2 separate regions of the Homo sapiens genome follow, and region 1 is linked to region 2. Evidence: chromatin contacts called from ENCODE Hi-C or POLR2A ChIA-PET data. All regions are on one chromosome and are shown on one strand. Each heading gives the region's core, a stretch centred on a gene start or an enhancer-like site at or near the end of the contact. The rest is flanking DNA. Distances are from core to core; before and after follow the strand shown. Region 1 overlaps SRGAP1 (SLIT-ROBO Rho GTPase activating protein 1). Region 2 overlaps SRGAP1 (SLIT-ROBO Rho GTPase activating protein 1).

What was found. A loop is a pair of places that touch in the nucleus more often than their neighbours do. ChIA-PET counts read pairs that join two places held with the same protein, here RNA polymerase II (POLR2A).
Region 1: a map of endothelial cell of umbilical vein shows a loop between it and region 2 (2.4-fold over the local background). The contact joins two enhancer-like sites. A Hi-C loop is called at or near these places in 5 of 168 maps with a recorded cell type or tissue (Caco-2, Right ventricle myocardium inferior, endothelial cell of umbilical vein and 2 more). POLR2A ChIA-PET finds 5 or more read pairs at or near these places in 4 of 52 experiments (MCF 10A, PC-9, Panc1 and 1 more).

The regions. Positions count from the first base shown.
Region 1 is chr12:64,158,484-64,164,018 of GRCh38, reverse strand. It overlaps SRGAP1 (SLIT-ROBO Rho GTPase activating protein 1), which reads right to left. Exons shown (of 22, transcript NM_020762.4): 22 at 1,802-5,535. Among named protein-coding and RNA genes, the nearest start is that of KICS2, 61 kb to the left of the region's middle. Within about 2 kb of position 3,183, at least 3 of the 41 ENCODE cell types and tissues checked have a DNase peak (open chromatin) inside an H3K27ac peak, as active enhancers do.
Region 2 is chr12:64,097,074-64,102,574 of GRCh38, reverse strand. SRGAP1 (SLIT-ROBO Rho GTPase activating protein 1) reads right to left here. Exons shown (of 22, transcript NM_020762.4): 15 at 5,200-5,334. LOC105369798 (a long non-coding RNA gene) reads left to right here. Exons shown (of 2, transcript XR_945018.2): 2 at 2,932-3,155. Among named protein-coding and RNA genes, the nearest start is that of KICS2, 120 kb to the left of the region's middle. Within about 2 kb of position 3,019, at least 7 of the 41 ENCODE cell types and tissues checked have a DNase peak (open chromatin) inside an H3K27ac peak, as active enhancers do.

The sequences.
Region 1 (5,535 bases), core at 1,934-4,433, 61 kb before region 2:
ATATTGACAGTGGTGGTGTTAAAGTCTCCCACTATTATTGTGTGGGAGTCTAGGTCTCTTTGTATGTCTCTAAAAACTTATTTATGAATCTGGGTGCTCCTGTATTGGATGCATATATATTTAGGATAGTTAGCTCTTCTTATTGAATTGACTCCTTTACCATTATATAATGGCCTTCTTTGTCTTTTTTGATCTTTGTTGGTTTAAAGTCTGTTTTTTCAGAAACTAGGATTGCAAGCCCTGCATTTTGGATTTTCCATTTGCTTGGTAAATTTTCCTCCATCCTTTTATTTTGAGTCTATGTATGTCTTTGCATGTGAGAGGGGTCTCTTGAATACAGCACACCTATGGGTCTTGACTCTCTACAATGTGTCTTTTAATTGGGGCATTTAGCTTATTTAAATTTAAGGTTAATATTGTTATGTGTAAATTTGATCCTGTCATCATGATGCTAGCTGATTATTTTGCAGCCAAGCCATCTTCTCTTGAGGCAGCAAATGGGATGCTCACACACCCCCTGGTGTAGATAGGCACTATTTTGCAACTGTTGTTGTCTGCAGAATTTGGGAAATTCTCCCTGGTTAAAAGGCAGCTTGGTCCCAACTAGCATGTACCTTTTTAACATTCAGGGTTCTGTTTACTCTCCTCTCAAGAATAACTTTTTTTTTTTTTTTTTTTTTTTGAGATGGAGTCTCACTCTGTTGCCCAGGCTGGAGTGTGGTGGTGCAATCTCGGCTCACTGCAAGCTCCACCTCCTGGGTTCATGCCCTCCTGTCTCAGCTTCCCGAGTAGCTGGGACTATAGGCGCCCGCCACCATGCCTGGCTAATTTTTTTGTATTTTTTAGTAGAGATGGAATTTCACCGTGTTAGCCAGGATGGTCTCAATCTCCTGACTTCGTGATCCACCCGCCTCAGCCTCCCAAAGTGCTGGGATTACAGGCGTGAGCCACGTCACCCAGCCAAGAATAACTATTTTACCTTTACTAGGAAGAAAATTGTTCCTAACAACTTGTATCAGTCAGCACTTTCAGTTGCAAGCATCAGAAACCCACTCCAATTGATTTTAAGCAGAAAGGATTTGTTAAGAAGCTAAAGGAGGAGCTTGTGTTTAAAGGTGGTGATTTCAAGACAGACATTTATCTTTACAGCCTCCAAACACCTCTCTTAAGGACAATTAGGGGCATTTAAAAGAAGATATAAGCACACAGGTTAAAGAAAATAAGAGAGGTACAACAGTTACAAAGCTTTGGAAGCTACAAAAGAGATTGCAAAGAATAATTAATTTAGCATCTGAAGAAAGTTGAATCCCAAACTGGAAACCTGACTTGCATTAAGGAAACTTCTCAAAGTTTCAGAAATTGATCCCACTTGATATTTCTGTGAGGTGAGGCTGAAACAGGGATATTTGTAGCTATAAGAAGCAGTTAAGTCTCAATATATTTTCCAACTCCATGTGGCCAGGCAAATATACTCCTTATTGCTCTACCAGGAGACTTGGAGATTTACTTTCTAGAGCAGTAGTTCCCAACCTTTTTGGCACCAGAGACCGGTTTTGTGGAAGACAATTTTTCCACAGATGATAGTGGGATTTAGGGGGATTAGATTGTCATAAGGAGCGCACAACCTAGATCCCTCAATTGTGCAGTTCACAGTAGGGTTCACCCTCCCATGAGAATCAGCCTTGGCTGATCTGACAGGAGGCAGAACTCAGGCGGTAATGGTCACTTACCCCCTGCTGTGCAGCCCGGTACCTAATGGGGTAGGGGGAGGGTAATGAGCATTATTGAGGTATAATTCATATATCATACAATTTAGTACTTTATTGGATACAATTCAGTGGTTTTTAGTATATTTACAGATGTGTAGTTATCACACAATGAATTTTGGAACATTTTATCAGCCCCAAAAGAACATCCCATACTCCCATTAGCAGTCATTTCTCTCCCCAAACCCTTTTCCCAGCCCTCAGCAACTACAAATCTACTTTGTATTTTTATAGATTTGCCTATTCTGAACATTTCTTATGGATAAAATATACACAATATGTGGTTTATGACTGGCTTATTTCACGTAATAATGTTTTCAGTTTACCCATGTTGTAGCGTGTATCAGTACTCCGTTCTTTCCCATCTTCATTACAGAATAGTATTCCATTGTATCAATATACCACATTTGCTTATTCATTTGTCCCTCTGTTGATGGACATTTGCATTGCTTCTATCATTTGGCTATTATGGATAATACTGCTATGACAATCTGTTTTTTAGTGCCCTTCTTTAGTGCTTGTTTTTAAATTCGAGCAGATAGCCAAGGATCACCAGGAATTTTAGGAAAGCCTGTAACATAAACGAAAGCAAAGCAAACACAGGTCAAAAATTTAAAAAAGCAACTTAGAGGAAATACAGTGTGCAGAGAGAAGAAAACTTAGAAGAACTATCACTAATAATCTCAAAATAAAAAAATATATAGGACCTGTCAAATAAGGACAGGATTCTATAAAAAAATGAACAGCCAGCTCACAAAAAGAGCTTTTGGAAATTAAAAGCATGAGAGCAGAAATAAAGTACTTAACAGAAGAGTTAGCAGATAAAGTTGAGGATATTTCCCTGAAAATAGAGCAAAAAGTCAAATAGATGAAAAACTGGAGGAAAATTAGTAAAATTATAGGATCAGTTCATGAGGTCCAACCTCCAAATATTAGGAATTATAAGAAAACAGATGGAATGGAGGAGATAAAATAATCAAATAAATCTTCCTTGATAGATCCAAGAAGGTTTATAAACTATAGCATGTTTTTAATGCATTGAGTTTGAAAGCATTTCTGTGGAAGATTTTGAGAATGAATTAATTTTTATCTACTTATGTACATAGAAAGCTAAGCAAATGAAATAAAAGTAATTATAAGCTCCAGGGAAAAGAAGACTTTCCAGAATCAAAGTGTAAGATGGGCTGAAATGGTCTTCAGTACAATGAATCAAAATAGATCCACATCAGGATATTCTGAAATTTCAGAAACCCTGAGAAAAACATGCAATAGTAAATTATGTATAGGGAAAAAAAAGAACATACAAAGTAACAGAATTAGAATGGCTTTGGAATGTTCGGTAGCAACACTGATGCAACATCTCCAAAATCCTGAGGGGAAATGATTCATAATGCTAGAGAGAATAGAGAAATATGGGCACAATCCTTCTTGTTTGTCGATCTCTCCTTGGCTCTGCCTTTTCATGCTGTTTCTACCTCTTTCTGCCACCTCATTCTTACACTTTCCAGATAATGAGCCACTCTGAGAAAATCTTCCTCACCTACCATACTGATATTGAATGTTTAGCTTGAAGTTATCGGCCCCAGGACCCAGCCACTGGCAAACAGAGTCTGGGCTTCCTTGTGAAGACAAAGGGGTAAGGAAAATAGGAGAGTAGCCATATGCCAGTGGTACTGATTATTCATACATTAATCTTCCGACATATGAGATATATTTGCCTTTTGATTGAGAAATCTATGGTGATGGAAACTAAAGCCAAGTAAATCTAGGGCTGGGTCATTTCCACTTACACTGGGAATTACTAGGAGGACATATTTTTCCTCCTTTCCTTGACCACATTGATTTTAAGTTAACATCCTAAGTAAGATTTTATACTCAGCCAGACTATCACAATTACATGTGAGATAAAGACACTTTCTAGACATGGAATGTCTCAAAATACACTCTCAATCAGGAAGCTGATTAAGGATATACTGTGTTAAATCTAGGTCAGTCATGACTAGCTGAGATGGCTGTATGAGGTTCCAGGAAATAGTGGAACCAACTCAAGAGAAAAGTGGAGTGAGTCCCCAGAGATCTTAGGCTCTCAGCTATGCAGTAGACTTAGAGAACAACTTATCCATACTGAAACAGGTCAAATGCCTCTTTAAGTGATGGATCCAAGATTTATAAACTATAGCATGTTTCAATGCATTGAGTTTGAGAACACTTCTGTAAAAGATTTTTGAGAAGGAATTTTTACCTATTTATGTAAATAGAAAGCTAAGCAAATGAAACAAAGGTAATTATGAACTCCAGGGAAAAGAAAAAAGAAAGGAAAAGTAATTGTATGCATCAGGAAAGGCTACATTATGCTGTGGCATAACTATGCAACCTAATTCTCAATGTCAGTAGCTTGATATAACAGTAGTTTATTTCCTGCTGTTGTAGAGTCCACTCGAGTCCAAACAATTCTCCAGGATGACCATCCTCCATGCAGTGACTTAACAGTCTGTGCTTTTCTAGCATTACAGCTCTGCCATCTTAACGGGAGGCTTCTATGAGTGCCATGGCAGGGGAAGAGACTGCTTGGAAAGCTTGAATCCTCTCTCATACGTTATTGTTATTATTTTTTGAGACAGGATCTCACTCTGTCACCCAGGCTGAAGTGCAGAGGTATGATCTCAGCTCACTGCAGCGTCTACCTCCCAGGCTCAAGCGATCCTTTCACTTCAGCCTCCCAAGTAGCTGGGATCACAGTCACACACCACCACAACCAGCTACTGTTTGTTTGTTTGTTTGTTTGTTGAGATGGAGTTTCACTTTTGTTGCCCAGGTTGGAGTGCAATGGTGCAATCTTGGCTCACTGCAACCTCCGCTTCCTGGGTTAAAGCAAGTCTCCTGCCTCAGCCTCCTGAGTAGCTGGGATTACAGGCATGCGCCACCACGCCTGGCTAATTTTGTATTTTTAGTAGAGATGGGGTTTCACCATGTTGGTCAGGTTGGTCCTGAACTCCTGACCTCAAGTGATCCACCCACCTCGGCCTTCTAAAGTTCTGGGATTACAGGTGTGAACCACCGTGCCTGCCCTACAGCTAGTTTTTTAAAAAACTGTTTTGTAGGGATGGGGTCTTGCTATGTTGCCCAGGCTGGTCTTGAACTCCTAGGCTCAAGCGATCCTCCCACTTAGCCTCCCAAAGTGCTGGGATTACAGGTGCGAGCCAGTGTGCCTAGCACTCTTTTATATTTTAACCCACAAGTGACACAGATCATTTTTGCTCACAACCCACTGGCTAGATTTAGTACATAGATCCACTGAATGATGTGAATGGTGGGGCAGAGAGGGTTCTTATCATTTTTTCCTCAACCTGACCTCTGATTACTGTTTGACATGTTCCAAATGCTCCGTAAGTTGTCAAGGCACATGATATTCATGCATTTTCATTGGGATTTTTCATTTTTATTAGGTTGGTGCAAAAGTAATTGCTTTTTTTTTCTTCTTAAGATGGAGTCTCACCCTGTCACCCAGGCTGGAGTGCAGTGGTGCGATCTTGGCTCACTGCAACGTCCACCTCCCGGGTTCAAGTGATACTTCTGCCTCAGCCTCCCGAGTAGCTGGGACTACAGGTGCACGCCACCATGCCCGGCTAATTTTCGTATCATTAGTAGAGACGGGGTTTCACCATATTGGCCAGGCTGGTCTCAAACTCCTGACCTCATAATCCTAATTATTTACTAGACTTAAATGAAGTTACATTTTTATCAAAGCATAATCCAATCAATACTGATT
Region 2 (5,501 bases), core at 1,770-4,269:
GTTATGAGTAAACGGGGAGTAATTGCCAATGTTTGCTAACTGGGGTTTCTTTTGGGGGTAATAAAAATGTACTATAATTGATTGTGGTGATGGTTGCATAATTCTGTGACTATACTAAAAACCACTGGCCTGTACTCTTTAATGGATGAATTGTAGAGTATGAGAATTATATCTCAATAAAGCTGCTTTACAAAGTACATAGGTACTGTAGAAAAACTCTGGAAAGATACTAAAAACGTTATCACTATCTCTGTGTAGAGAAATTACGATTTGTTCTTAGTTTATAATTTTTCTACAGTGATAACATGTTAATTGCATAACATTAGGTTGGTGCAAAACTAATCGTGTTTTTTGCCACTAAAAGTAATGGCAAAAGCCGCAATAACTTTTGCACCAACCTAATAAATAAAGCATTGACTACTCATTCGATGATTTAAGGAATTATTGTTGGTTTTAAGGGTATGATAATGGTATTGTGGTTATGTTGTATATTAACATGAAACATAGTATTTGTTGTTGTTTGTTGTAAACAAAATGTGTACATGCCAGTGATTCTCTTTGGGTAGTGGAATTATGGAATTTTGGTTGACAATATTTTGTTCTATGTGCTTTTGTGCATTTTTCAGGTACTCTACAATAACTACATGTTGGTTTTGTGATAGGAAGAAAAATTCTCCCTTAAGAAACCGTTTCCTCATATCCAAGTAGTCACCTAAATAATAACACCTAATGTAAAATGGAATGAAAAAGTTTCATCTGGGCTCACAGCCTTAAGGCAGTCAGAAAAAAAAACATGAATTACTTGAGTGGCTTTTCTAGGGCAAGTCACTTGAACTTATGCCCTAGGAAATCTCAGAGCCATGATGCAGGGATATTCTACAAGCTGCCCAGACTTTGTGGGTATGACCTGGAGCATTGACAAAACCACTCACAAAGTGGATGGTTAAAACAAAACAAAACAAAACAAAATAACTCTTGGGTGAGAAACTGAGAAACTACCAAGTTTGCCACTTCAAATTTATGTTGCATTTGGTTTTACTATGTCTTCATCCAGATAAATAATCTTTAAAAAGAAATGTACAATAAATTGGGGAACAAATAGTGCATATTTTTAAAAAAAGAATGCTAAGATAAATTTCCTTTGACTACATATATTTGTAAGCTTCCAAAGAACGTGGTCACTCAGGGTCATAAAGCATAAACATGGCTGGATAACTACTCATCACACACACACACACACACACACACACACACACACACACACACCCCTTTCCCCAAACAATCCAAAAATACGGAAGCGAAAAGTAGTGGGTGCTACAGTGCCTTATGCAAACTCTTAGAAAAGATGAAAAGGGAAGTTTTTCTATACAAAATAACTGTCATGTGAAATTACTTTAATGGGGAAAATCAAACCCAATTACAGCAATGCTACAAGATGACAGGGGTAAAAACAATCTATCACTCAGATCTCTCTTTCCTCTAAAATTTCAAAATCTTTGTTTCTATCATATATTAACTTAGCCTGCATTTATTTGTAAATATCTTACCTTTCCTACTACATTTTAAGCCTCTTAAATGCAAGAATCAAGTCTCTGAATCCCTAGACAGTTTTATACATTGTAGACTATTAATCAACTTGGTTCAAATCGTCAAAAGTCTGCAATATTGATAAGGGGATACAATGATAAAAGATGTATTATGCTACTCAAAGGATTTATTGAAAATCCAGGAAAAATGCAGGAAAATCCAGGAAAAATGCATTATGGTCACATTGGTAAGAAAAAAATGCTTGCTTAGAGATAATAACATCCAAGAATCCTCTCTTTCTTAAGAGGTTACATGTTGGAGGAAAAGGGGTTGTTCTATAAAGAGGTTGTTAGTGTCAATATGTATGTTTTTGAAACACCTGCCATTCTGTAAAACTTTGCACTAAAAGTAACAAGACTTATGGGGAAAAATAGGATTGGGGCAGACTACTCAACATTTATGAAACTTTGTAACTACTGCACTAATGAAAACATTAACAATCCTATTAAAATCCAAGGATTATGAATCCATTGATTTTGATTAATCCATTGTTTTAATACAGGAGGGAATGTCATTGTAGCTTCTTCACTTGCACTTGAGCACTGTAGGTACCCTTACATGAGATATCTCCATAGATTTTTTCCTTGTAGTTTACATATTTGCTAAATATGACTCTAATTGTGAGAAAGCTTGACATTGATTGCTACAAGGTATTTAATGTGCTGGGAAAAATCATGCTGGAAACAATGTAACTTGAGGATAACACAAATATTTCTAAATTCACGTGAGTTAATTATGCCAAAGAAACACATACTTAGCAGAACAGACAGATTGATAAGTGGCCAACCCAGGTATTGGCATATGTGACCACAGTTTATAGTCAGAGTAATTGTAATAGTAGTAATGATGACAGCTTGCAACACTTACTGAGGGTTACTATGTGCCAGGCATGATGTGAAACCCTTTACATGGACTGTCTCATTTATTCTTCACATAGACTCTATGAAGTAGGTGAAGAAACAGCTATTTAATAAGATTAAGTATTAATCTTTGCCCAAGTTTATACAAAGTTGGAAAGTGGTAAAGCTAGGATTTGAACCTAGATCTTTCTGACTCTATGGCCTCAGTTATTAAAAACCACTATGAAATGATATTTTTCATCCAATAAAAGTGTGAAATGATTCTATAATGGTAACTGACAATGTGGCCCAACACTCTTTATCCAATTGGTACATGTACATGTTACAGCTGACATGATGTATGGACCTAGAAAACCACTAAGCATTGTACAGCACTTGTTATTTTTCCAGACTTAAGCTTTTTGGCTAGGATGTGAGGGAAATCTTTGGACATGGCCAAAGGAGAATTCCAGAAGTGAAACACCTCCTTTTCATTTCTTTCCAGCTGGGTCAGAGGTTCATTGTGATGACTCAGGCTACGCAAGGGCCGTGGAATGGACGTGCAGCTGTACTTCTAAATTCCAATGGGACATCAGACTGGGGAGGATTATGACCGGGAAATTCATACCCAACTGGAGCCAAGACTCTAGGCACTGATGCCAGACAAAGAACTCGTGGTGGAATCTTGACTTTTCAATTCATTTCATCTATAAATTCTATTTAACTTAACATGCTCCAGGAATTAACTAATTCCTAACCTTCGGGAGTGGACAAATGTTAGGGCTGCAAAACTACTCCACAAGCCTGTGGAGCTAACTGTGGGCACTCCATTGAGCATATTCTGTGCCAGGCACTCTTCTTGGCATTTTACACATATTAACTCACTAAATTCTCACAACCCTATGATGTAAGGATTAATGTTCCCCCTATTTTATAGGTGAGGAAACTGAGATGCAGAGAGCTTAAGAAACCTGACTAAGGTCACACAGCTGATGAGTATGTGACAGAGCTAGGATCTGAAGTAGGCTCTTTGAATCCAGAGCCTCTATTCTTAACCTACTGCCTAAACTCATTTTCTAGTAGTAGGAGACAGAGGGGTTAAAAAAATTATAATGCGGGGAGATCAGAAAAATTCTGGACATACGTACCCAATAGAATAATGGGAGAGGAGAAAGTGATTAATCCTGGTTGGAGTGGTGGGGAGGACAGAGTTGTGGGAGGAATGCCAATTTGGCAAAGCCTTCACAGCAGATGTTGAATGGTTATCATGGACAGCTGAGGAAACAGCATAGGCAAGTGGATGGAGGTGGGAAATGGCCCAGCATATGTACAGTCTGCTACTGCTGAAATATACAGTAAATATGGTAGGGTAGCAGGAGAGGGCTGTGCAGCAGTAGCAGAGATCAGAGAGAGGAATAATTCAATTATATGAATTGGCCATGCCATGGAGTTAGCTTTTTTATTTTTTTATTTTTTTTTGAGACAGAGTCTTGCTCTGTCACCGAGGCTGGAGTGCAGTGGCACGATCTTGGCTCACTGCAATCTCTGCCTGCCAGACTCAAGTGATCCTCCTGCTTCAGCCTCCCAAGAAGCTGGGAATCCAGGTGCATGCCACCATGCCTGGCTAATTTTTTATTTTTAGTAGAGATGGGGTTTTGCCATGTTGCCCAGGCTGGTCTCAAACTAATGGAGACCAAGCAATAAGCCCACCTTGGGGAGTTTGCTTTTATATTGAAATAGGTTTTAAAAAGGGGAGAAAGCAAGCAACCCAGTTTTTTTTTTTTTTTTAACTCTAGCTGCAGTGTGAGAATGCAGGGCCAGGGGGTAGGGGTTGGGAAAAGAAGGCAAAATCTAGAAGTAGAGTCCATTTAAGACACTCTAACTATCCCCAGTGAGAAACCAAGGTGATGGGGATGGGGAAGGAGGGATGAGTAGTGAGATGTTTTTTTTGAGGGCAGATCAATAGGACTTGTTGATTCAGATGGGGGGTGGAGGGACTGTACGGAGATTTCTTTATTAAGAGTAAAAAGTTGATTCTTATGAAGCCTAAGTGATTGAAGTCAGCTCTAGACTCTTGCTGGGAACTCGGACTTAAAAGGGACACTGTATTTTTAGATGCATGGATCTTGATTGTGGCTAATAATTAATTCATGGTATCATTATTTTCACCTTCCTTTGTATAGTGTCAAAAAGCCCCCACTGAAGTAAACAGCAATGCTTTACTTTGCCAATGATTATCGGTTTCATAATATGTCATACACAATCCCAGAGCAACTCTGCCTATTAGCTTGGGTTGCCCACTGACAGATAATTACCACCTGGTGTTCCTGCACTGTAATAAGGATCTTTGATTTCATTTTATCCATTTCTTGAAATAACATTGAAAGATGGATAAATTACCCCACTCCTAAAATTGGTTGAGAAAAACCAAGAATCAAAAGCCAAGAAAAGGTCACATTTCCCAGCTTACAACTTCCTCCTTTCCCTTAGGCAGCTGGCACCTGGCTTTCTGCTCAATTCCAGCCATGAGTGGGAAGCTCCTGGCTTTCTGGAGCCAGAGGATGTTCAGGAGGAAAGCCCACTCAGCCGAGGGTGAGGCCACAGCTGGGAGGATGACTCGCACTGGATCCAGAAAGAAAACAAATGGTCCCAGAAATATGGTGGTAATGGGGTAATGGGGGTGGGGGTGTATGGAGGGGGGCCACTGCCTTTTCCAGGAAGTTAGCTAGTGAAATAATTCTTGTGGGAAAAGATGAAAAAAATGTCCACTTACTGATACAAGAAATCAGATCGTTAAATCTTTCCTTAGGAAAGAGGGGGTTTTCCAGCCCACGGAAATAGAGCTTCAGAACGCCAGCAACTGAGTTAATATCATGGTTACTCTGGTCATCAGCCAAAGGATTTTCACCTAAAAAAAAAAAAAAAACTCATTACATTAACAGTGCTTCTTTTTCTCTGAACAAAAATATATTTCTATGAACATACACGTTGCTATATATACATGTATCTTTTAATTATGCTTTATGAAAGATTATATGGTACTAAAATTAAAATAATTGGTTTAGATATCCCACC